Linked DNA regions of Homo sapiens: region 1 is linked to region 2. A link is a loop called in an ENCODE intact Hi-C map of the cell type or tissue named here. Cell type or tissue: Caco-2. All regions are shown on one strand. Each heading gives the region's core, and the rest is flanking DNA. Links, peaks and the distances in the headings are about the cores only. Region 1 overlaps TSHB (thyroid stimulating hormone subunit beta). Region 2 overlaps SYCP1 (synaptonemal complex protein 1).

The links. Peaks named below come from ENCODE experiments on the same cell type or tissue, not always from the same donor. Only the 100,000 strongest peaks of a DNase experiment are listed, where the experiment ranks them.
Region 1: a loop joins it to region 2, with 6 times the contacts of the local background. A loop is called at or near these places in 17 of 110 quality-filtered maps.

Annotation. Positions count from the first base shown.
Region 1 is chr1:115,030,190-115,042,643 of GRCh38, reverse strand. TSHB (thyroid stimulating hormone subunit beta) reads right to left here. Exons shown (of 3, transcript NM_000549.5): 2 at 9,120-9,282; 3 at 8,342-8,671. The coding sequence starts at 9,281. The coding sequence ends at 8,417. Among named protein-coding and RNA genes, the nearest start is that of TSHB, 6.6 kb to the right of the region's middle. RefSeq lists an enhancer at 5,122-5,416. In Caco-2, for the core only: no CTCF peak of the experiment used is centred there; a DNase peak (open chromatin) is centred at 5,343.
Region 2 is chr1:114,974,296-114,986,749 of GRCh38, reverse strand. SYCP1 (synaptonemal complex protein 1) reads right to left here. Exons shown (of 32, transcript NM_003176.4): 28 at 9,134-9,193; 29 at 5,238-5,414; 30 at 1,882-2,025. Among named protein-coding and RNA genes, the nearest start is that of TSHB, 49 kb to the left of the region's middle. In Caco-2, for the core only: a CTCF peak has its summit at 7,241 (motif pointing left); a DNase peak (open chromatin) is centred at 7,239.

The sequences.
Region 1 (12,454 bases), core at 1,619-9,618, 57 kb before region 2:
CTTTGAGAGCATAATCATTGTATACCTCAGGGTAGTCTCATTTGGGTTGAATGTGCTTGGTATTCTCTAACCTTCTTGTGCCTGGATATTCATAACTTTCTTTAGGTTTAGAAAGTGATCTATTATTTCTTTGAATAAACTTTCTACCCCATCTTTTTCTCTACTTCCTCTTTAGGCCAGTAACTCTTAGATATGTCCTTTTGAGGCTATCTTCCAGATCTCGTAATGTACTTCAATCTTTTTTCTTTTTTCTCCTCTGACTTTGTGTTTTCAAATAGCCTGTCTTTGAAATCACTCATTCTTTCTTCTGCTTGATCAGTTCTGCTGTTGAGACACTGTGATTATGCATTTTTCAGTTAATCAGTTGTACTTTTCAGCTACAGGATTTCTATTTCTTTTTTATTATTATTATTTCAATGTCTTTGTTAAATGTCTTTAATAAATTTCTGAATTTTTTCTGTCTGTTTTCTTAAAGTTCATTGAGCTTCCTCAAAACATCTATTTTGAATTTCCTATCTGAGATATCACATATTTCCACCACTCCAATGTTGGCCATTGACCCCTTATTTAGTCTGTTTGGTGAGGTCATATTTTCCTGAAGTTTTGTGCTGGATGCTTTTGGATGCTCATTGATGTCTTGGCATTGAAGAGTTGGGTATTTATTCCAGTCTTCATAGTCTGGCCTTGTTTATCCTCATCCTTTTTCAGAAGGCCTTCTAAGAATTCAAAGGCAGCTGAGTCTTGAGTTCAGTAAGCCTGTGTCATTACAGCTATTTCAGCACTAGAGGGTGTCCAAAGCCCAGGTACACTAAGATTCCTTACAGATTCCTGGATACCCATCCCTGATGGACTTGGAAAAAATAAGGGAAGTCCCTGGATACCCAGGAAAAGTCCCTCACTCTCTTCCCTCTCTTTCCCCCAAGCAGGAGTCCCTCTCTGGGGTTGGCCACTTGGTGTTGTGGGAGGGGTGACTCAAGCACTCTGGCCATTGCAGCTGGCAGTGCGCTGAGTTGCATCTGATACCCATGACCTCCCAAACCAGCATAGGACTAGGACACTCAAGGCCCATGGCTGCTATTGTCTGACTGCACTGATGTTTATTCAAGGCCCAAGGACACTTTTGTCAGCAGGTAGTAAAGCCAGCCAAGAATTGGGTCTGCCCTGCCAGGGCAGTGGATTCCCTCCTGGTCTGGAGTGGGTATAGAAGTGTGGTCCAGGAGCAGTGGCCTAGAAATAGGGGCTTCAAGATTCTGCTAGGTGCTTTGTTTTACTGTGGCTGGGCTGGTACCCAGTCGCGAGACAAAGAGTAACATCTTGTTCCCCCAAGCAGAAGGAGTCTCCCTTCTTGCTGCACTGCCTGGAGTTGGGATGAGGTGACACCAGCACTCTCGTGGCTGCTGCAGCTGGTGTTGCACCAGGTCACATCCCAATCCCACTGCCTCCAAGACCAATGCAACACCAGGGTTTGCCCAAAGATGGAAGTCATTATGGCCTGACTGCCACTTGAATTTATTTGGAACCCCAGACCACTTTACTCAGCCTGTAGTGAAGCCGGCTGTGACTTGTGTTCCTCCTCCTGCTGCAAAAGATTCCCCTCTGCCCCGGGACTGGTTGAAGTGCTCCCTTCTTGAGCATCAGAGAAATTCTGCCTGGTGTTGTGTTCTGTGTCAGAACAGCTCTGAGTTCCAATGCAAAATCCCTCATATTTTGCTTTCCCTCCACTAAGCACGCAGATTCTCTCTCTGTGCTGCACTGCCTGGGGTTGGGAATGGGGTGGTGTAGGCAATGCAATACCGTCCTTCCTACCCTCTTTAATGCATCTTTCCTTGTTATTTTATTAAAACCAAGTGCTGTGATCTCTCACCTGATTTCTTAGTTCTTTTGAAAGGGCTTTATTTTGTAGATAGTTGTTCAATTTGATGTTCCTGCAGGTAGGGGGCCCTATCACTGCAGGGTTCTATTCCAGCATCTTGCCCCACTTCCTAGCTCCTCCTGTATACTTTAAATCATTTCTAGATTACTTGTTTACTTAATTCAAAGGACATGCTGTATAAATACTTGTTATGCTGTATTGCTTAGGGAATAATGGCAAGAAAAATTTTATACGTGTTCAGTACAGATGCAACCATTTTTTTTTTTTTTGGTCCAAATTGTTTTAATCTGTAGTCGGTTAAATCCACAGATACAGAACCCACAGATACTGAGGATCAACTATAGTTGTATTTTAATTCATATTTTTTATGTAAATTATACCTCTTTTCCGCAGAATTGCTCCTTTATTATCCATGGTTCAAGCTATAAAATTGCACACTGACGCAGGGTCCAGTGTGGTTCCCCATGCAGTCAGCAACTATAATTGTTCTCCTTACCCTGTGAGCGGTGTTTATAGATTTGGCTGAGTGAGAATGAGGCTGGTGGGAAGATGGCAATGAAGGAGATAGCATGTTTTCCCTTCTGAAACAGGTTTATCAAAGATGAAAAGGAAGAGGTACCCTTCTGTCATGGGTAAAATGGAGTTTCCACAGCCACTGGGAAAGCCACTGGAACTTTAGTAGGTGCACCACACCCCTGCTTTCCTGGTTCATGGCCCCTTTGACATCCTCTTTGACCACCAGCTCCTCAATTTCAACAACATCATTTTCGCCACCCCTGGGAGAGAACACTCATGGGCCTTCAAAGCTAGTAGATTAACTGCATTATCTTAGTTCGGGCTCATCCAAATCAAATTTATGTTAAGTTAGATTTTAAGAGGGACAAAAGGTTTCTACTTTTTTTCAGCATGATCCTTCGTTTTTTACTATAACATGTACCTGTAAGGTATTATATGTAAGTTTCTTTTGAAAGGTAAAAAGACTTCACCAATGCAAAATGATTTTTAAAAATATCCTCATTATAACAGCAAAGGCTAAATACATTCCAGAAATCCACTGTTCATATAGTTTATCTCCTGGGGATAGGGGAACCAGGAAGAACAGGAGTAACATGTCCTGAATGTTGCAAAGCATAATCTATGCTGATTTCATAAAGTTTTTAGCTAATGTATCAGAAATCCTTTCAAAGCTTTGGTAGTTGTTTGTGGCAGGAGGCAGCGTTGTCTGTATAATTTATGATGTTCTTATATTAAATGGAAAAAAATTAAAAGAAATTACCAATATAAAATGCCTAGCATACCTGGCAAGTAATGAATATTATCTGTTGTAATTATGTTAATACTCTGATGAGGAGAGGTTTTGGTTTTTTGGTTTTTTGCTTTTTTTTTTTTTTTTTAGATGATGGAGTCTCACTCTGTTGCTCAGGCTGGAGTGTAGTGGCATGATCTCGGCTCACTGCAACCTCCACCTCCTGGGTTCGAGTGATTCTCTTGCCTCAGCCTCCCTAGTAGCTGGGATTACAGGCATGCGCCACCACACCTGGCTAATTTTTGTATTTTTAGTAGAGATGGGGTTTCACTATGTTGGCCATGCTGGTCCTCGAACTCCTGACCTCAGGTGATCTGAACACCTTGGACTCCCAAAGTGATGGGATTACAGGTGTGAGCCAAGGAGAACTTTTTGCTAATTACAAGTCAAACAGCTTTCTAGAAATGATGCATAACTGAACATATTTCATTGTGATACCAATTATCCATTTGAACACATTTATTTGTAGAATTAATGAATAGCTTTTGATATCTTTCCCAATTCTATTTTAATTCAAAGACTTGAGATCAGTAGCCATAGCTAGAGTCCTTATGCTTTTCTCTGGGCCTACTCTACCTTATAAGATGAAACCCACACTAATATTGGATTGGTTTTTTACTTTGGGGGTTACTATTTTGTACATTTGGAAAAACTATAAGAATATTGATATGCTAAGATGGGCAAGACAAGTCTCTGCTGTCAAGCAGCTTATTATGGAAAAAAACAAGCAAGCATATTACTATAGATAAGTGTTATGATACTCATTAACACAGAATAGGCCCGCTCACCTTTGGGGAGAGTGGTCAGGAGAGAGGCTTCGTTTATGTTGGAGTCTCTAAACTGAGTCCTAAAGAACCCATACTAATTAGCCAAGTCAAAAGTAGTAGAAGAAGATGAGGGGATTGCTGGGGAACAGCATGCAAGAAGAGCCTGAAACATTAAAGGCATGGAAACATTCAAAGAAAATGAGTCAAGTGCTAAGGAGATAAATAGCCCTATTAAAGTATACTTGAGTGCTATCTTTGTCCTGAGGCCATGGGGAAAATTTTACATGGTGAGTTACAAAATTAGACTTGAACCTTTTAAAAATCACTTAGTCTTAATATGAAGAATTACTGGATGGCAAACACCAGAGTCAGGAAGATTTGTAGCTAATGTACTGGAAAGCCTACTAAGAAGTAGACAGACTTAAGAGAAATTGGATGTGAGAGATGAAAGAAAAAGAGGAATCTGGAGTAATTCCCAGGTTTCCGACTTGGCAGGTGGAAGATAGTGGTACACAGGAGGAAAAGCAGATTGTGATGATGACATGGGGTGGAGATGATTATAGGATACCCAAGAGGAAATATAAACAAGCACTAGATATATGGCCCTGAAGCTCAGGAAAATAAGTCTGAACTAAAACTGTAGGAATCAATATAAGCATGGTCATGCCCATATTTGAACAAGATAAGCCACCTCTTATGATTAAATCCCCAGCAAGAAAGTTTTAAACTTACTTTAGTAAGTTAAAATCCCGCAGTAATTCTTTGCTCCCCACCTATTTCTTATCCTAAACTTGGAGAGTCTTTCTTAGCTGCCTGTGTTTCTTTAACAACTGCCATCAAAACTGTCTTTAATGAGTATAAATCCTTAGGATATCCAAGGCTGAATTAATACAAACCCAAGTTTCTCATATGCTGTACATTTAACAATGTCCAAAGTGTCAATATGACACATAAAGTTATCACCACACTGGCCCTCCTTTCACAAAGTTTAGAATCTTCATCGCTACAGAATCAAGCAAAATCACCAAGCAAAAATACAGTCCAGACCTACATTACTGTTGCCTGCTAAAGACCATGGCATAGATTTTGAGTCATCTTGGAGAAGGAGGGTAGAAAGAAAACATGAAAAAAGGAGAAAATGTGGATTTCATCTTGTTTAAGACTGGTTATAAATGCCATAATGAGGAAAAAGAAAGAAAGGAACCAGTTAGGCAGATAGCTAGGATAAGTCCTCTGTAGGATTCCTTTTGTCTAAAAAAGGAACAGCCTGAAAGATCAGACTGCAAGCATAGATAAGGAGGCAAGGTCCACCATGAAGATACCTTCTGTGTAATTAGCAAGGGTCACTTATACACAGTAGGCTTCAGTGAGCACATTCCTTTCCTTTTTTGAACATACTGAGATAAGGGAGTTTGCACAGGGGAGGGAGGAGAGGGCTTGCTTGAAACATGCCCAAGAGCAGTAACACAGAACCCGGCACATCCACAATGGAGAATTCCGCCCCCTTACACATGCACAGTAAGGGAAACTAAGTAATATAGAGTAACTTAGGCTAAGAGTCCACATGCACACTAAAAAGACAGGGAGGAGCTGTCAGGAATTTGTGTCTTATGCAAATGAAACACCTAGTCCTAACCATTTTTTTACACCTTATGTAAATGAAATATCTTGCCCTACTAGCCTGTTTATAAAAGCCCTTGTATTCCACTGTAGAATAGCAACCCTCTTTCAGTTTCCTGCTCGAAAGGAGAGCTTTCTCCTTTCACTTATTAAACTTTCGCTTCATCCTCACCCTAGTGTTCATGCTCCTTAATTTTCTTGGTGGTAAGACAAAGAACTCTGAGTCCTACTTAAAAACAACAAAACTAAAACATTGTGGTGCATTGGCAAGGCTGCTACAATAAGATGTATTGCATTGTGAATCCAGATATGTGAGGACCACTGGGCCCTCTAGGGAAGAAGGGAGGTCAGGGCAGATTGGGACTAACAGTTGTCCTGTATATTGGCCCATTAGCAAGTCATTGTTGACCTTACTGAAAACAATTTCAAGAGGGGACAATAGTGGAAGCCAAATTGTAATGATTGTGAAGAGAACGAGAAGTGAGGAAGTAGTTGGTTAGTGTAGTGGGCTCTTTCACACACACACACACACAAAACTCGAAATAAGAACTCAAGGAGAGAGGGGGCAAATAACTAGATGGTTGCAGAGGATCAAGAGAGGGTTGTTTTTTTGCTTTTGCTTTTTTTATGATGGAAAGAGATTTAAGGATGCTTCATACTGAAAAGAAGGAATCAAGAAAAAGGAAGCAAGAGAAAATACGACAGCAAACAATGAAGTCCTAGGGGAGATGAGGAATGGAATTAGGAGCATCTTCTGAAACTAGTGGGAAAGAGCTGAATCTATCAGAACTTCTCAGTTGCAAGTGTCAGAAACCTAACTCTAACTGGGCAGAAAAGGGAAGTTATGGTTTCTTTTAAGGGGTGAAGCCAGCTTCAGATTAGGCTCAAATGATATCAATAGGCCTCTCTCTCCTCAGTCTCTCTTGCTCTCCACTGGGTTGGACAGCTAGCTGTTTCCAAGGGATGCCAAAGATGGCCAGCAGCAACTCCAGGCTCACATTTTATCAGTTTAGGAACTCCAACAGGCCAACCACTTCTCTTTCTAATAGTCCAGGTTTGGTTGAGCCTAGTAGCATACCCACCCTCATCATCCCCACTGAAACCACTTGAACTCAAACTGTAGGTGAAGAGAACCCCAGAGGGAAATCAAGGTGCAGCTACCAGAAGAAGAGACATGGATGCTAAGCAGGCAGAAACGGCAGGTAGAAGGAGGGTAGCAGAAGTAGAGAAAGTGAGATAGAGTTGTCTTATAAGTGGGGATTAACCAGGAGAGATAAGCAAGTAGGGAAGAACCCAACAGTGAACAGTAGAGTGGAAGTTAACTTTATAAAAGAATTTTTATTGCACTTAGACTCAGACAGTTCAAATCCTTGAGAAAACTTTTTCAGAATCCATGAAGGCATTTGTGACTAGTCCCTGTTAGATTTGAACATTAGACTTTTTATTTATTAAAGATCTGTATTTGACATACAGTTTAAGTGGTATGCAGCTTTAAATGTCCATGTTATCAGCTGATATGAGAACACAAAACCCTAGATTAATATGTGGAGACCACACAAATACCAATTTCAGATATTAAAGTAAAATAATGTGAGTTCTGACTTTTGTATGTAAATACACATCTATTCCCTCCCTGTTGTACTAATCCATCTACAGGACCCCACCACTACCACCACCACCCTCCTCAGCCCACCCCATGCACTATCAATCAGCATACAGACATTTACAGTATGCCTAGCTGAATTTAACTGGTGGCTATAGAATACAGCAAAGGCAACTGGCCCTGCTGACAACTGTTTTTCACCTTGGTGGGGCAGTGTGAATGAAAAGGAATGGACAAAGAGAGGATATATCAACTTTTTGAGATCAAGTCTACAGGGCACTGGGTCTGTCTCACGTCAATCATCTGTTGAAACCAAATTCTCATGAAAGAGTGTCTAAGGAAGGAGAATAAAAATAAACAGCTGCTTACCAAGCACATTTACCAGAAAACAGTGTTTCAATATTGATGAAGGTTTAGATTAGAATTTAGAATAATTCCACTCTCTCAAATCCCTTTGCACTCTCCCCCATCCCTAAAACCTTTTATTGTCATACCAGTTTTTCATTACATTAAAAGTCAAAACAGCACCAGTTACTTTTGGTATAAATGCTGAAAAGCATCTCCTATTACTTGAAGGCCTACAAAGGATTTAGACTTCCACATGTAAAATGATCGTGGCCTCTTTTCTAGGCTTTGTAAACTGACTTTTTGGGGTATAACTTTCATAGGTCACTTGGTGCACCAGAGTAATTAATTAAAGAAAATAGTTCCTAGACTCTTCTGAGTTTGGGTGGAGTTTTATCCAGTGCATTTGAATGACCAGGAATAAAGCACTCCACTGTAGATTCCACATGCTCCTTACTCCCCACCTCCATGCCAGCCCTGCTTCTAGCCTTTGGAAGTAGATGTCTCCAGTATCCTGACACCATGTGTTCCTTCAGCTTTTGATCACATTACTCTCTCTTCATAACTCTGTAGTCATCCCACATTCACTTTCTATATCATAGAAACCTCCTGGCCCTCTGTTAGGAGAGACTGTTCAAGGTGAGCTTTTTGGCATTTCATATCCCTGTTCTCCATTTTACCACCACTCTGCTCTTTCACGTGAAAACCAACCTTCAACTGAGCCCAAAAGGTCCATTCATTCACCTTTTCTTCTAAAACCACTTAAGCTCTCTAACGCCTGTGTAGGTATGGGTATGGATTAAATAGTACTCAAAATGAACAGAAGATAATGTGAAACATAATATTTTTATTAGCTTTATTTCAGGCAAGCACATTTAACCAAATTGCAAATTATATCACTATTAGACAGAAAATCCTACCAGATAAGACTTCTGAGGTTTGGTACAGTAGTTTGTCTTGATGGCTTCATGTATGCAGTCACTATAGTCAGTATTGCACTTGCCACACTTACAGCTTAAAGCAACAGGATAGGAAAAATAGGGAGCAACATGGAGTGGGCATCCTGGTATTTCTACAGTCCTGTAGATGAAGTCTCTATATGTGCAAACATCCTGGGACAGAGCATATTTGGGAAGAAACAGTTTGCCATTGATATCCTGGGGAAAGAACAGAAAAGAGAGCATAATGTGACAGGACTTTAGGAAACATATAGATAATAGAAACATAAAAATAAATTCACTTATATTCCTTCATCACAAATACAACTGGGAAAGAATTGCTTAGCCCCATTCTCCAATACCAACTTAACCACGTTGAATTCTACAGAGACAAAAGTGAGACCCTCCTCTCTTTCATCGTTGATCATGGGAACAAGATAAGGTTTAAGTAAAGCTGGGACACAAAACTGTTATAAAATTATGCGTATCCATTGTGCTGAGTAGATTCACATAATATTGTAACCTGTGTACTCTGCTTCTAAGGAGCCAATAACCATTAGATTTGGGAAATGAGGTTGTGATTTATTTCATTTCCTTTCTATATAGGAATGGACTTCTTCAGGGCTTATATAATTTACAGCCAAAAGAAGTGACATGAACTACATACCCGTGTCATACAATATCCAGCACAGATGGTGGTGTTGATGGTTAGGCAATAAGCACACTCTCTCCTTTCGATGTGCATTGTATACTCAGTTGGAATACAAAAAGACATCGCTTGCCCACATGTAAGGCCAAAAAGCATGGACATCAGAAAGAGAGCAGTCATGCTAAATCAAAGATAAAATTAAAGAACCTATTTGTTAAAATCAGAAAGGGCAAAGAAACCAAGAAAAAGTATAACCAAACTTCAGTACCATCCCAATGCATATGATCATGCTTATAATTCTACCATTTGGTCAAGGAAGACACCAGAAAGATAAAGTCCAAAAAAGGTCAACTGAAATTACAACTGGTGTTAAGGGGCTAACTCAGAAATCTAGGAACCCCCTGATCCCACTTCCAAACCCTTAGGATATCCCTTTAAGGTGGAAATATGTACAGCTGGGACAAATTAAAGATTATTTTACACAGAACAGGTATGTAATTTGTTCTCAAAAAGATTAACAGGCAAAAAAAAAAAAAAGGTTGACACAATTAGAAGAATACAATCAAGGATGACAGCTCCATTATGGGTTAGCCAGGAATATTAAATAATTTTTGGATGCATGGAAGAAAATAGAGGATCCACAGTGCCTCAGGCAGAAACAGAACATGCATCTCAATAGAGCCTGCGTGATGAAGAACTTGTTCAATATCAATTGGATATCATTATCAATATGTATTGATTGGATATAGTTATATTGGATATGATATCATATTGGATATATCATATCAATATGATATTGATATGATATTGATATTGATATCATTATCCCTCTGGATAATGTTATGACATAATTATTTTAGGTCTACTACTGAGGAAGGGTAATTAAATTTCAGACTTTTGAATGTAAGTTGATCACCTTGAAGATTAAGAAGAATTTTTTTAATCTTACAAATATTGTACAGCTAGCTAGATGTGTTTGGATTTTTTTCCTTCTCAAGTATCATTGTCAGTAAAGAAAATATATACCTTAATGGAGTAGTATTGTGGTCTATGAACATAAACTTGTTTGCTTGTTCTATTAAATAAAATATAATTTACTAAATATTTTGTTCAATAATCAGAAGTACCAAGATTTCCCCAAATCTGTCAGTTATATCCCAACAGCATCTTTAAGCTATATACACTAAAACCTCTGTAAACTGAAACCTCATAGGTTCGGCCTTGGTTAACCAGGATTTTTTTTTCAATCAACTTATAAGAAACCATGAAAACCACATTACACAGGTTACCAGGGATTTATTTTAAATGTCAAATTCCAGAGATCAGTGGTCATTTCAATCAACCTTCTATTCCTAGAATGAGAATTGTAGATAAATTAGATAAACATATATTGAGCATCTGAACCAGGCACTGACAAACACAAACGGAAAAGCTACGGTCCTTTACCTAAAGGGCTGACTGTCCAGTGGAGGAGCTAATATGAACACAAATAATAAAAACGCAGATTGTTCTAGTGCTCTGAAAGAGTCCAAATTAAGACTTTAAGACCTACAATTATCAAAGATTTATGTTTACTATACTTCTTATTACACAAGAAAGTAAACTAACCCATTTTAGGAAGACTTAACTTTTAAAGGTTAAAATAACAGGGGTTTTTCTCACAAATTCTTTTAAATGAAATGTTGCATATTCAAACATTCCACGGAAGGTTTGTTTGGTATTTGAGTTAAGGAGCAAAAACATACAAATTCCTTACTCATGGAATCTGGCTTTCTCAAGCGCTTCTCAAATGTGAGCTCCCTCTATGGTACAGAGTTGCTTCCAGTATTTTAGAGATACAGAACTTGATGATCCTCTGTAGGATCTTAAAATTACTAACTGGTAAATTATGTAAAATGCTTACCCATCATGGCCATTATAGTTCTTGCTTGTTTAGACAGCCAGCTACTGAGTTTTTTCTATAGGAAACAACTAACTTCACATATTTTAACTTTTAGCTCTATAATTCTGTATAAAATCAATGTGGTGACCTGGTGATGAAAATATTGGTCTAAAAATTAAGAAACAGAATTCTTCCATAAATCTATGAGAACTTGACTAAAATATATAATCTGTTTGAGTGTTATTTCCCCATCTGCAAAATAGAAAGTGACAAGTACACCTGACCCTTTTTAAAATGTAGGATGAAAATTTGTTTTGGTTTTCCTATTGTCATACTAACTATGGATACTCTATATTTTTTTGAAGTTTCTCCTATAAATGTAGAACTCTAAACTAACAAAAGTAGAAAATGGAAGTGCTGAATTACCAGCCACAGTATCTGTACAACTTTGTGGGCATAAAGAAAGCAAGAACTTTTCTTTTCCTTTACTTCTTTATTGCGAATAGTAAAACTTCACCCACAGAATCTTTCTGGGCCTCAACTTTCTCACCTATAAAAGCAGGGCTTAGAGCCAGAAGATGATCATGAAAATCTTCGCAGCACAAATAGTCTGTAATTCTATATGATAAATTAGTGTCAGATCTGATTGATTGATTAAGAGTTAGTGATCTAAATTCTACTTAAGGATTTAATTGTAATTGTGTGCAACTGAGCAATTTAATATCTTTGTGCCTTCATTTTTCCATATGTCCCTTCCTAAAATCATAAAAAGAATAAAACAATACATGTGAAACACTTGGCTCTCTATATAAGAAAGATCACATAGCTGTATAACACTGTACAAATCCGCGTTAGTTAATCCCTTCCTCTGTGATATGCCACAATTTCTTCCTCATTGTCATCTGGGTTCTCATCTTTGCCACTTAATTGCTTATTCTGAAATCACCATGAATAATTTGTTGGGTACCTAAACATAGAAGGCATGGTTTCAGGCAGGGCCTAAATAATGAGATGCCTTCTTCAGATGCATGGACATATATGTCCCTACTTTGAACGTATTTTCTTATTCCAAGATATGTTCTTTCCTTTGCCTCTTTCCTCTCTTTTTTTCTCTTATTTTTGCTCCCAATGCTTCATTCTTAATAAACACTTTCCTCTCTGCTCTGCTAATTTCCTTCATTAATTTTTACTCTCCAAATCCCTTACTATGAAAAGAACTAATTGCCCATCCTATGAATAATCCTGGAACTTCACTAAAGCAGTATATTTTTCTAGAAAGCAAAATGTACTATACAGCAGCTGTGTGTGTGTTGAACACTATCAAAGGAGGTTTAGCTATTAAATAACTAAAAAGAACTTATAATACAGAGTACATTACCCCAGCAGGTACTCAAAAATGAATTTGCTCTAACATTCCCGGAAGTACATTTTCATAAAAGATGGCCATTAGTACAGTAATTGAGAGGATTTA
Region 2 (12,454 bases), core at 2,800-10,799:
GAGATGGATTCCTGGCACTTCCTACTCCACCATCTTCCTGAGGTCATGCTCAACAACCCATTTTTAAATCTTAATTTTTATAATTTGAATGTTCAAAATTTAACTACATAAGCTAAGAAAATTACAAAATGACTAATAGGTTCATATAATAATTATAACCAGGAAACTGATTGTGAAATGTGTTTTTAGACTAGTTTGAACAATTGTGTGCAATTCTATAATACTGTAATATGTTTATTGTGTTGCAAGTTTGTGATGCTCCTTTTAGAAATGAAATGAATCATGTTGAATCATTCTGAATCTCAGATCAGCTAAGAAATTGGCCTAAACTCAAACTGCTAGAATAATAACAGGGATTACAATCCTAGAATGTTTAATTCTAAAGCTCATTTTCTTTCTAATTCTCATTACATTTTTATATATCTGGACTACATTTTGAATTGGCAGTTATCATGTGCAATGACTTACATAGTCTATGAAGCCAGACTGTGTTCAAATTTTGGTTCCATGTCTTACTAACTATGTGATCTTGAAAAATATACTTGTGTGACTCAGTTTCCTCATCTGTAAACTGGAAAGAACAGTATATACTGTGATCTCTTAGTATCCATGGGGGATTGGATCCAGGATCCCTCCATGCATGCCAAAATCTGTGGATGTTTATGTAAAATGATATAATATTTGCATGTAACCTATGTACTTCCTCCTGTATACTTTAATCATCTCTAGGTTACTTATAATACCCAATACAATGTAAACACTATATAAATAGTTATGTTGTATTGCTTTCTTATTTATATTATTTTCTACTGAATTGTTATTTATTTTTTTTTTTTTCAAATTTTTTGGCCTGTAGTTGGTTGAATACACAGATGTAGAACCTGTGAATACAGAAGGCCAACTGTATTTCTAAAGGCTGGAATTGTTATAAGAAATAATTAAAGTAATCTTCGTTGTATAAAGTGTTTACAATAGTACCTGGTTCACAGTTTTAATTGTTAAGATGTTGATAATTATCTATAAAACAAAGGGGTTCTGAAGTAGGGACTCTATATGTTAACTTCAATATTTAGGGTTTTAAGACTTCAACTACTCATTATTCCAGAAAAAAATGAAAATAGAAGGTCCCAAAGTAGTAGAAAAGCTTGAAGGATCTTCTAGTTATAAGTGGGAATAATAAAACAAATGAATTTAACTGGGATTTTGTCATTAAGAATTTTTGGTGCATTGCTCCATTTACTCTGGTATGGTTCACCTTTTTAAAAAAATTAAATGAATCTAAGCTTCATTATTCTCAATAAACCATTATTATGCCTTCAGAAAACAGTGGTATATGTGAATGGGAGTAATTAGTGATACAAAGTGCTAGAGGAAATAGCCTGCTTAAACATGCTGTCCTTAATACATTAACTTCTTTAGAGTGATGGAAATGTTATAGTTGTCAACCAATACCTTGATATAAATATCAACCAGTGATGTAAAAGGAGCATGTATAATATGCAAAATAGAGGGGACGCCTAAATAACAGATTTGGCACAGTAAAATATTCACTCCATCTCTCTTTTTAAAAATATAGTAAGAACTCCTTTATGACATTCTTCTAGAAAACAAGACAATGATTAATCATATCGTATGCCCATTGTGCTATATCAAGTATTTTCAAAGTGCCAGGTTTTCTGAAATTTACAGGGAAATTATTTGAACCCTAATTTTTCTGAAATGCTGCAAAAGCACAAGGATCTGCATTTTAGCAGAGCTCCACTGTATATCAGTATTGCAATGGTAGGTACTATGTAAATATATTATACATGTATATCAAGGAAAATAGTATACAAATAAGTAATATAAATAAATACTAAATATTATTTGTAAAATTTTTACCAAAAGATCAGTAGTTTCTGAACTATCTGAATTAATATCAAATTCAAAGGCCATTTTTCTCTTTTTTTTACTTTCTTCAATGGGTATATTCAAGTTTTCTCTTTGCTGTAGTTTTGGTTTTGTTGGTGTCTTCACTGTATATGCCTATCCAAAAATAAAAAACCATACATTATCATATCAAATAAAATATGCATTATTAATAAAGGGTTTCACAAATAATTTTAAGGCAATTTGAGTCCTTAGCAATCAGAAACCTCCATTATTATTGGCAAGTATATGAGGCAAAAATTTTGGATAAGAATTTAATTCAAATGTTTTTGATACTATAAGTTGTCTTTCTTCAAAAATTTACAATGGTAGACTTTCTCTGCCTTTCCTTTAACTTGCTGAAGAAAATAAGAAAGAGAAAGAGTGAAACAGAGAGACAGACACACTCCAGATTCAGCAATCAACAATCTTAGGGGCCTTAATATTTCTAATCATGATCGAAAAAAATAACTGAGTGAGCTTTGCTCTCTCTACAAAACACCTTATTACATTGTGAGAAAATATGCTTGCTTATTTTTATATTGGTAAAGTAATTCACATTAGTCAATGTTTCACATTCTATACTATCTTGTAATTTTTATAATTTGTAAAAGTATCTTTAAAAAGTAAGGTCAAAAGCCAAGTACAGTGGCTTATGCCTGTAATCCCAGCACTTTGGAAGACCAAGGCAGGAGGATTGCTTGAGGCCAGTTCAAAACTAGACTGAGCAACATAGCAAGACCCCAACTCTAAAATTTTTTTTAATTAAAAAAACATAGCCAGGTATGGTGGCCCATCCCTATAGCCTCAGCTACTCAGGAGGCTGAAGCAGGAGAATTGCTTGAGCCAGGAGTTCAAGGTAGCAGTGGGCCATGATCATGCCACTGCAGCCCAGCCCAGGCAACAGAGCAAAAACAAAAATTAAATTAAATGTAATTTAAAAAGTTAAGGTCAGAGACATCAGTACAAATGGCAGAGTAATGAGCTCTAAAAATTCACTCCTCCATAAAAGCCATAAAAATATTGGTAAAAACTTGTCGGAATCAGTTTTTTTCAGAACTCTGGAAATTAACCAAAGGCTTGCAGCCACCTGGAGAGTGCTTATTCTTTAAAAAAATAAAATAAAATGGCTAAACCTCTTTAGGAAACCCAAACTTCGTGGTGTCTTAACTTCCCCAGTCCCATCCCCTGCTCTAGCTCTATGTTATCCTTAAAGAATAACAGCCCACGTTCCTGGGGCAGCCTGGCAACCACCAGACAGAACAGAACAGAACAGAACTGAAGCTCTTTCAAAGCTTTATTCCCAAAGAATTGTCAGTATTTGATTTGTCTGGTGAGTCTCTGCAAGATCCCACTTACAAGGCTGATAGCTGATTACATTCAACCTGAGGGCTCACTAGTGAAAAAATGCCTTCTCCTTGGTGTGTGTGTGAAGTAGGGGGCAGAATTTGTCAAAAACAACAAACGTTTTAACTTTGCAGCAACGTGAAGCAGTGATGAATAGTTGGGACAAACAAAAGACTAACCAAAAACCTTGAAAGAAAAGCTAGGAAATGAAATATCCATGGGGAAGCTTTGAAAAGCCTTGATATATTCCTGGAAATATAGAAGGCCACGCATATGTGTAGGGCTATCTATAGGCTCAGGAAGGTCCTGAAAAGGCCCTAAGTTTTCACCACTGGCTAATCTTGAGATTCTCTACAAGCAGGAATGGAAAGCTAAGGCAGAGTTGTCAACTACCTGGCTAAGTGTTGAAAGCATGCCCTTATACACATATAATAGAGACCTTTGACAAAGATTGGGAAATTTATTCATTCTAGGCATTTGAAGAAATTTGTGTCCAAACATTAGCTAAAAACTAAGCTAATCAAGGAGAACCTTTAGTGGCACTCACAACAAAAAATACAAACTTTACAGAATTAGTCTAGAAAAGTCACAAAACAAACAATAACTACAACAAGTAGCAACAACAAATCATGGGAATAGGAGAGAATCTGATTTCCAGAGTTGTTATATTTTTAAATGGCCAGTTTAAACAAAAAATATGAGACATGCAAAGAAAGAAGAAAGTATGGCCCAAATAGAAAAGTAAAAGAACAAACAACAGAAACTCTCCCTGAGGAAGCCTTGACATTGGACTTAACTAGACAAAGATTTAAAGTCAGCTATTTTAAATATGTTCAAAGAGCTAAAGAAAATTATGTCAAAGAAATGAAGAAAAGCATGAAAACAACATCTCACTAAATGGAATATCAATAAAAAGAAATAAATTATCAAAAGAACCAAATAGAAATTCTGGAATTAAAAAATACAATAGCTGAAATGAAAAATTTACTAGAAGGGCTCAATAGCAGATTTGGGCAAGCAGAAGAAGAATCCATGAGCCTGAATATAATTCAACTGATATGGAATAGAAAAAAAATGAAGAAAAACAAAGTCTCAGAGACTTGCAGACACCTTGCAGACACCATCAAACACAACTGGGAAACTGAGAAGGAAAAGGCGTAACATTTAAACTTAGTGGGATGGAGACAATTGAGATCCTTTTCAACTCCCAAGACAAGTGAGGCAGGAACTCCAAGAGCATCTTTATAAAGAATATTAGGAGTGCTTCCAAGAAAGAAAGACTGGCATCTCATTCCCTAGTTAGATATGAATGTAGGCAGCAAATTTGTTTGTCTTTGTATCTAGCTGAGGAGAGGAAAAGGAAACGAGAGAGAGGTAAGAGAGATCAAAAGTAAAGCATCTGCACTGCCATTTAGCATGGAAAAGTTGTATGAATTCCCCATGGATTAAGTGGCTATATGAAAGACAGTCAGAACTGAGCCACTTTGCTAGAGGCATCTGCTCCAAGATGACTGCCAAGGACTACAGATGCAAGATGATTGGGGTAAACAGCAAAGGGAAGTAGTAACTGTGGTGATGCTATAAAATGTCAAGTCAGAATCAGATTTCCTGTGTCAGGGCCTTAAACACTGATAAATAACTATTAAGTTATGAAATCTGCCCAAGATGACATTAAGTTGTGGACAGTGATCGAAAAAAATGAAACAATTTCATGTTGAAGGCCAGGCACAGTGGCTTACACCTATAATCCCAATACTTTGGGAGGCCAAGACAGGAGGATGAGTTAAGGCCAGGAGTTCAAGACCATCCTAGGCAACACAGCAAGACCTTGTCTTTACATTTCATGCTGATACCACAAAAAAAATTGAAACTTTCAAGAAACTAGTTATATATGTGTGCGTGATGCCAGATATATGGTGATAACAGAACTTTATTTATTTATTTAAAAAATTACTACTAACATGGAAAATTTAGACACAAACCTTTGGCAATGGTGTAGATAAAGTATTTTTGGCAGATGTCCACAGATAGTCTCTTTTATCTTTGGATATGCCATGATCAACTGATGTGAAATTTCGAGATACAGTTTGTGAAGGAACTGCTTTAGAATCCAATTTCCAATAAATTTCAGGTGTTTCCAATAAAAATGTTTGTGTTTTCTGCATTGAACAACAAGAATGAATAAAACCATCACTAAATGTCACATTAATTATTTATTTCTTTAATTAAAGTGCAGCAACTAGTAGAATTCACAACAAAATAAGCAAATTTATCCCTAAATTTATCACTGACTAGATAAGTTTGAATAAGTTACAGTTATCTTCTTTGTCACTTTACTTGTCCATTTAAGATGCAAATGTTATCTGCCCCTGCCTGTCTTCACAGAGCCTCTATGAAAACAAATAAGATATCCTGGAGGTCGTTATTCTTAGCAAACTAATGCAGGAACAGAAAGCCAAATACCACATGGACTCATTTATAAGTGGGAGCTAAATCATGAGAACACATGGACACATAGAGGGAGACAACAAAACACACTGGGGCCTATGGGAGCATGCAGGATGGGAGGAGGAAGAGGATCAGGAAAAATAACTAACGGGTATAGGTTTAATACCTGGGTGACAAAATAATCTGTACAACAAACCCCCATGACAGAAGTTTACCTATATAATAAATCTGTACATGTACCCCTGAACTTAAAATAAAAGTTAAATTTTTAAAAATGAAAACAAATAAGATATCTCAACTCTCTGACCAAAAGTTGAGGATTCTCTTTAAAAAATAAAAAAAAATCTTTACTCCTGGTGGCAAAAAGCCCTAATCTATGGTTCATTACAATAGCCTAAAAGTCAGAAGGAAATCTATTCTAACTTTCATTCGTTCTCTTTCATACATTGATACTTCTTCTTTTTCACCTATAAAAATATCAGCCTTTTCCTATCCACCAGCCTAACTTGCCTCCAAAAGCAAGGAGAATAATTATGAAAGTAAAGAATGAGAAAAATTTTCAGGGAAAAAAACTGAGAAAATGGCTATTTGCTTCAATTCTAAATAAATAAATTGCAAGTTTACTCTAAATACTTGACATTTTTTCAACTCAGTTTCCTCAGTTCTCTTTCACTCTACCTTTGTATACAGCTTCTTTTAGCACCTGACCTAACTTTCTAGTAAAAGCTAGTAATAGTTGCTTTAGTGGGATTCTACATGAAACTCATGCTCATCACTTTCTATTTTACAGTTTCTTTGGTCACCACCATCTCCACGAATACAATCGTGGCAATTATTCATAAGGAAATTGTAAGGAAATTGAGGCATGTTAATTTACTCAATTCCACAGCTAGTTAGCTGTGAAACTCAAATTCCCCTTTTTCTAGAATCGTGTTCTTTCAGTTCTCCTACTGCCTTTCATTGTAGAGCCCTCCTTTACAGGACCATGTTCTTCTGAGAACATCTCTCCTTTCTCTGAATTCTCTAGAGCACACACACACAAAAAGGGAATACAAGGACAAAATTTGAAAGCATGGTGGCTGAACTTTCAGTGCGTTTAAATTAGAGTATAGGATAAAGAGGCAACTACATGTACTATAAAAAAATCATTGAACTAGGAGCCAGGTACATCATATGGTCTTTTCTCCTAGATCTTTCCTATCTTTCCGGATTATTTAAGTAAATCTTCAAGTATCTCCAAGCTTAAATTTATTCATCTATAAATCAAGAGGCTAAATGAGATGGCTTATATCTTTCCTGCGTAATTCTAGTGATCTGTCATTTCATAATCCTTTTTCTAGCAAGTATGAATTTTTTCAGAATTGCATTTCTGTATCCTTTTCCCTACATATTTATACATCATAGTTGATGACAAAATTTTGATGAGAGCAATTTTTTTACTGCTCTCTGGATTCATCAGGGGTAAACTTTGGAACCGCCAAAATGTAACTGCTTTAATGGACAAATTGTTCCTCCCTACAGGTAGGAGAATGACAATTTAAGGTCACTGCACCACCTTGTGGCCATATCTGGAATTTGACATTTCGCTGGTAGCCTAAAGAAAATTCTCATGTGACAATACTGAACTATCCCTTTCCAGAAAATTCACAATTTTCTCTGTTGTATTTTTCAAACAAACATTTATAAGGCATGTGCTATGTCCCAAGCACTATTTTAAATGTTTTACAAATACCATCTCATTTAATCCTCATAACAACTTTAGGAAATAGGTATTATTATTATCCCTTTATAGATGAGAAAATTGAAACACGAAGAAGTTAAGTAACTTGTCCAAACTCAGAAACGTTTGGTAAATTTAACAAGCCTTATGTTTCAGTAGTGTTGGAATAAAGCACAGCAAAAAAAAAAAAAGCCTAGTTAAATTTCTTCATTCATCATTTTTCTCATTTTCCAACATATATATGGTTCATTTTCCAACATATATATCTAGACTCTCAGATAAAATATATGGCATTTGCTAATCTACTTGATAATGGAAACATATAGAATTGTACATGAATCAAAATATCTCTATAAGAATATGTGATACATACTTTCATAATATGAAGACATTCTAAATTTAAAAAAGAATATTGGAGATTAACCAATTTGCTTATATTCATTAGATACTTCCTTAAGTCTATATCTAACCATTCTGCATAATTTTATTATGATTATAATTTCTTCAGATATAATGTTTTCAAGTGTCTAGCACAGTGTCTGGAACATACAAAGCACTCAGTATTCACTCACAGGTTCAGTGCATCTTTCCTTTATTCTCTTTTAACTCAAGTGTAATAAAATATAATGAACTGTTCTCAAACTACTCTGAGTGTCATTTCCTTCCAGTTTAACTATAATCAGAGCAACCTCTGTGGGAACTTAGGAGATTATATCACTATATGTAAAGAAAATTCTTAATCATTTTAACCAAAAATTTGCTAAATCAAAATTCTTCTGCAATGATCCTATATTATCAAATAGGTTAGAAGCTGAGGGGTATTCTTCTTCTCTATGACTGATGTTTCCTTCCATATGTAGGGAGTACCACTAGGGTAACATTCCAAACCTCTTCCTGATTCCTTAGGGGAGAAAAAATTACTTAATGTGATTGGTGAATTTAAAGAAAAGGAGAAGCTGGACACATACAGCTCAGCCTCTTCCTTATTACTCCCCTTGAGAACTATTAGAATTACACATAAATTCTGCTCTTCTCCTTTATACCCTAAGTTTTACAAGAGCAGATGATCAAGTGGGTAGACCTATGCTAGTCAAGCTCTACTTGTGGCAGAAGATAAATTTGTCTAATTTGGGATTTCAAGATTAAGAGATCCTATTGCCTTCAAATATAAACTGCATTCTCCAGTATTTAAAATATTGATACTTTTTAATAAAGTCTTCAATAATAAAAATATTATTTTTATTCTCCCTTGTCTTTCTCAATTGGTTCAGAATATAAGTGAGGAAAACAGGATGTCATTTATTAAGCCCCCTCAAAACCCAAAATTAGACATAATCTAAATAAACTTTAGAATTGTTTATGAAAATATTTTGCCTCTAACATTAAAAAATTCTTAAGAGAGAAACACAGAGGTACCTAATTAAATTAAAACTATAATAAGAATTGTAGAGAAAGACTGAAACCTTCTTTTTTTCTTCTTTTTTGTTTCTGCATTAGACTGAAACCTTCTCCAAATCTCCAAATGACAAAATTTTGAAATTTTTAGCTAAAATGCTTTTGAATTAATAAATAGCAAGAAACAATTTAGAAAATGAAATTGTATGATATATGTAAAATGTTATTTTCCTACTTATAAACAAAAAATCATTTCTAAGTAGAAGTTAGAAAATGAATTGGTATTTTAAAACTATGAGAATTATATGCTCTTACCTTGTCTTTTTTTTCTTTAAGAGTAGCTGTGTTTTCTTTTGCCTCTCTTTTGAGTTTTTCCTATTAAAAATAAATATCAAGTACAAGTAACATAAACATCACAATGATCACAAATGAATATTATCAAAATCTTTCCTAGTAAGTATTAACAAAGAAAGATGACGAACCTCTCAATCTTATAAAGTAATAAAAAGAAAAAAAAGAAAAGTTAGTTCCTTTCTACAGAGGTATTATTTGGTTTTGATTATCTCTTCCTTTATTCTAATCAGTCTCTAGTGTATATCTGTGGACTTTTGAATAAGTCTCTTAAAACTCTGAATCTCAGCTTTCTTATTTGTAAAATAAAGCTAATGGAACAAATTACAGAATGAGAGATACGCACAAGTAACTAAGCTGTGAAAAGTTGCAAAAAGATCTAAAATATTGTGAGCCTTTACAGGCAGAATTAGATTTTTCTATGCATGTTGAGAAAAGGTGCAGTTCAGTTAGACTTTGGGTATGTGTATAGTCAAGATAAAAATGGAAAGGAGAGCTGTGGTCAGAATGGAAAGAGTGATATGCTAATATCATTAGATAGAATTTATTCAGTAAGATAAAAGAAAAGCCTGGCCTACATAAATGAATATGTAGGGTGCCTGTAATATGACAACCATCTGAAGCACAAAATTTTTACAACTCCAGGGAGTATTAGAGGTCTTAGAAAGTAAAAATCTCCAAGTGTGCAGAATTTTAGGCAGTAAAACTCGCCCATGATGTCTATGCCAGTATCTATCCTCACTGAATACCTTGCATACACCATGTTATCTCTCCCATAGCATTGCTCCTAATCACAGAACTCACTTCACTATGAAAGAAGCTGGCTGTAAACTGATGCAATAGTATTTACTGTTCTTATTATGTATCCTATAACCTACCAATGGTTGATCTTCAGTTATAGTGACAATTGGAGTCTACTCTAAGGGGCTGGAATGCTGTCTTTTAGGACAAAGCACATTTTCTAAACCAGCAATATCGTAATGACTCTCAGAATATGTATCTTGGCTTCTAGAGGACAGACGGGAGAAACCATCGCCTACAACTGCACTGTCTCTGCAATTCTGACTTTTCCTCGTCTGGAGATCTTGGTAAAGTCTCTTCTAATATAATATATGTTTCCAAGGTATGAAACAGCTCATACAAGAATGCGTATCTTTAGTGGTAGCTAAATAATCATCAGTTCCCTTAAACCAAAGAGATGGCCAGACCACTAAGGTTCCTATTTAATCTGAATAAGTAAGATATTCCTATAATACGGCCTGGCAAACAGAGAGTTGACTTGATCACCAGAGTAGAGAATGACAACCTTGTAACCAAATTTTGGATCTAAATAAACGTATCAGCCTATAGCCTTTTGAATAAAAAGGAAGCCTGGTACTCTAGTGGAAAAGTTCTGAAATAATATCACAAATACATACTGCATCCTTCCTACTATCTTGTGCACCAAGGATTAAAATATTAAGACATGGGTAATTGCACATCAACTAACATTAATTATTGGGAATCTATAATGCCACTATTTTTTCACTGGTCAGAGTGCAAGCATATCAGCATCAAGCAATAATTAGAATTTTATCAGAGTCTACTTCATGGTGAGCCCATGGAACCATAAACCTATCTTGTGCTCATTTTTTTAGATTCTAAGAATATAGTTTGAACAAACTCAATAAAAGGAATAATCCCCATGTTTGTTCTGACCACAGAGTCACAGAGTAAGAGATTTTAAAGTTGAAAGGACCAACTTTGAATCTCTCTCTCCATATCAAGATAGTAAACAAATTTCACATTGCTAGGCAGAGATTAAGGCCCCATCAAATTAATGAAAGATATAGGAAAAATGATTTATCATAATCCCAAAAAGCCAATCTATTTTAATTAGAAGTTAAGACAGTCATCTAGTAACAGTTTCCTATACCAATGGGCTTATAGGTAAAGTGGGGATTGTCATATTGACTGAGAACTTGGAAAAAAGTTGCATATAAAAGATGAGCTGAATCTATGTAAATATAAAGCTCAAGTTAAAGAGATACAGGAATCATAGTGAAATAATAGAATATACATTTTTATCAATCTTGACAATGTAAAATAATAAATACTAAAATTGTATATGTAGGGCAATATGAAACAGGAGACAGTATTAGATACATTATTTTAAAATATAAAGGTAATCAATAAACTAATTTAAAAGACTACATATACCTTCCAAATCAACCAAAGTAAGACACACACACACACACACACACACACTTACTTTAGAGAATAAGAAAGAAAATATGTAGTGAATATGTAGTGAAAAATAAGATGACAAAAACATTATTAAGATATATAATCAATGAAGAGTTAATATCCAGAATCATAAACAACTCCTACAACTCAACAACACAAAAATTGGATTAAAATTATTATTAACCCAATTCAAAAATGGGCAAAAGACTTGAATAATCAAACCACCAAAGAAGATATACAATGTCCAACAGGCATATTAAAAATAGTCACCATTGCTAATCATATGAGAAATGCAAATCACAGCCACATGAGATATTGCCTACACACATTAGGATGGCCACTATCAAATGAATAGGAAATAACAAATGCTGATGTGGATGTGGAGAAATTAGAATCCTTATGCACTGCTGTGTGGGAATGTCAAATGGTACAGTCACTACAGCCAATATAGAGGTTCTCAGAAAATTAATGATACAGTTGCCATATGATCTAAGAATCCCACTTCTGGAAATATATCCAAAAGAATTCAAAGCAAGATTTTAAAGAGATAGTTGCACACTCACATTCATTACAGCATTATTCACAATAGCAAGAGGTAGAAGCAACTCAAATGTCCATCAAAAGAAAAATAATAAGGAAAAGATGGTATACACATATAATAGAATATTATGCAGCCTTTAAAAAGGGCATCCTGTTACATACTACAACATAGATAAACCTCGAGGACATTATGCTAAGTGAAATAAGCCAGTCACATAAGCACAAATACTGTATGATTCCACTCATATAAAGTATTCAAAATCAGAAACAGGATGTGCAAAGGTGGTTGCCAAGGACTGGGAGGAAGAGGAAAAGGGAATTCGTGTTGAATGGGTATAGACTTTTAGTTTTACAAGATGGAAAACTACTAGAGATCTGTTGCACAACAGGATGAATATACTTAACACTGCTGAACTGTACATTTAAAAAGTGTTAAGATGGTGCACTTAATGTTATATGTTTTTATCACAATAACAAAGTTAAAGTACAAACCATTCAACTTATGCATATCAACATAAA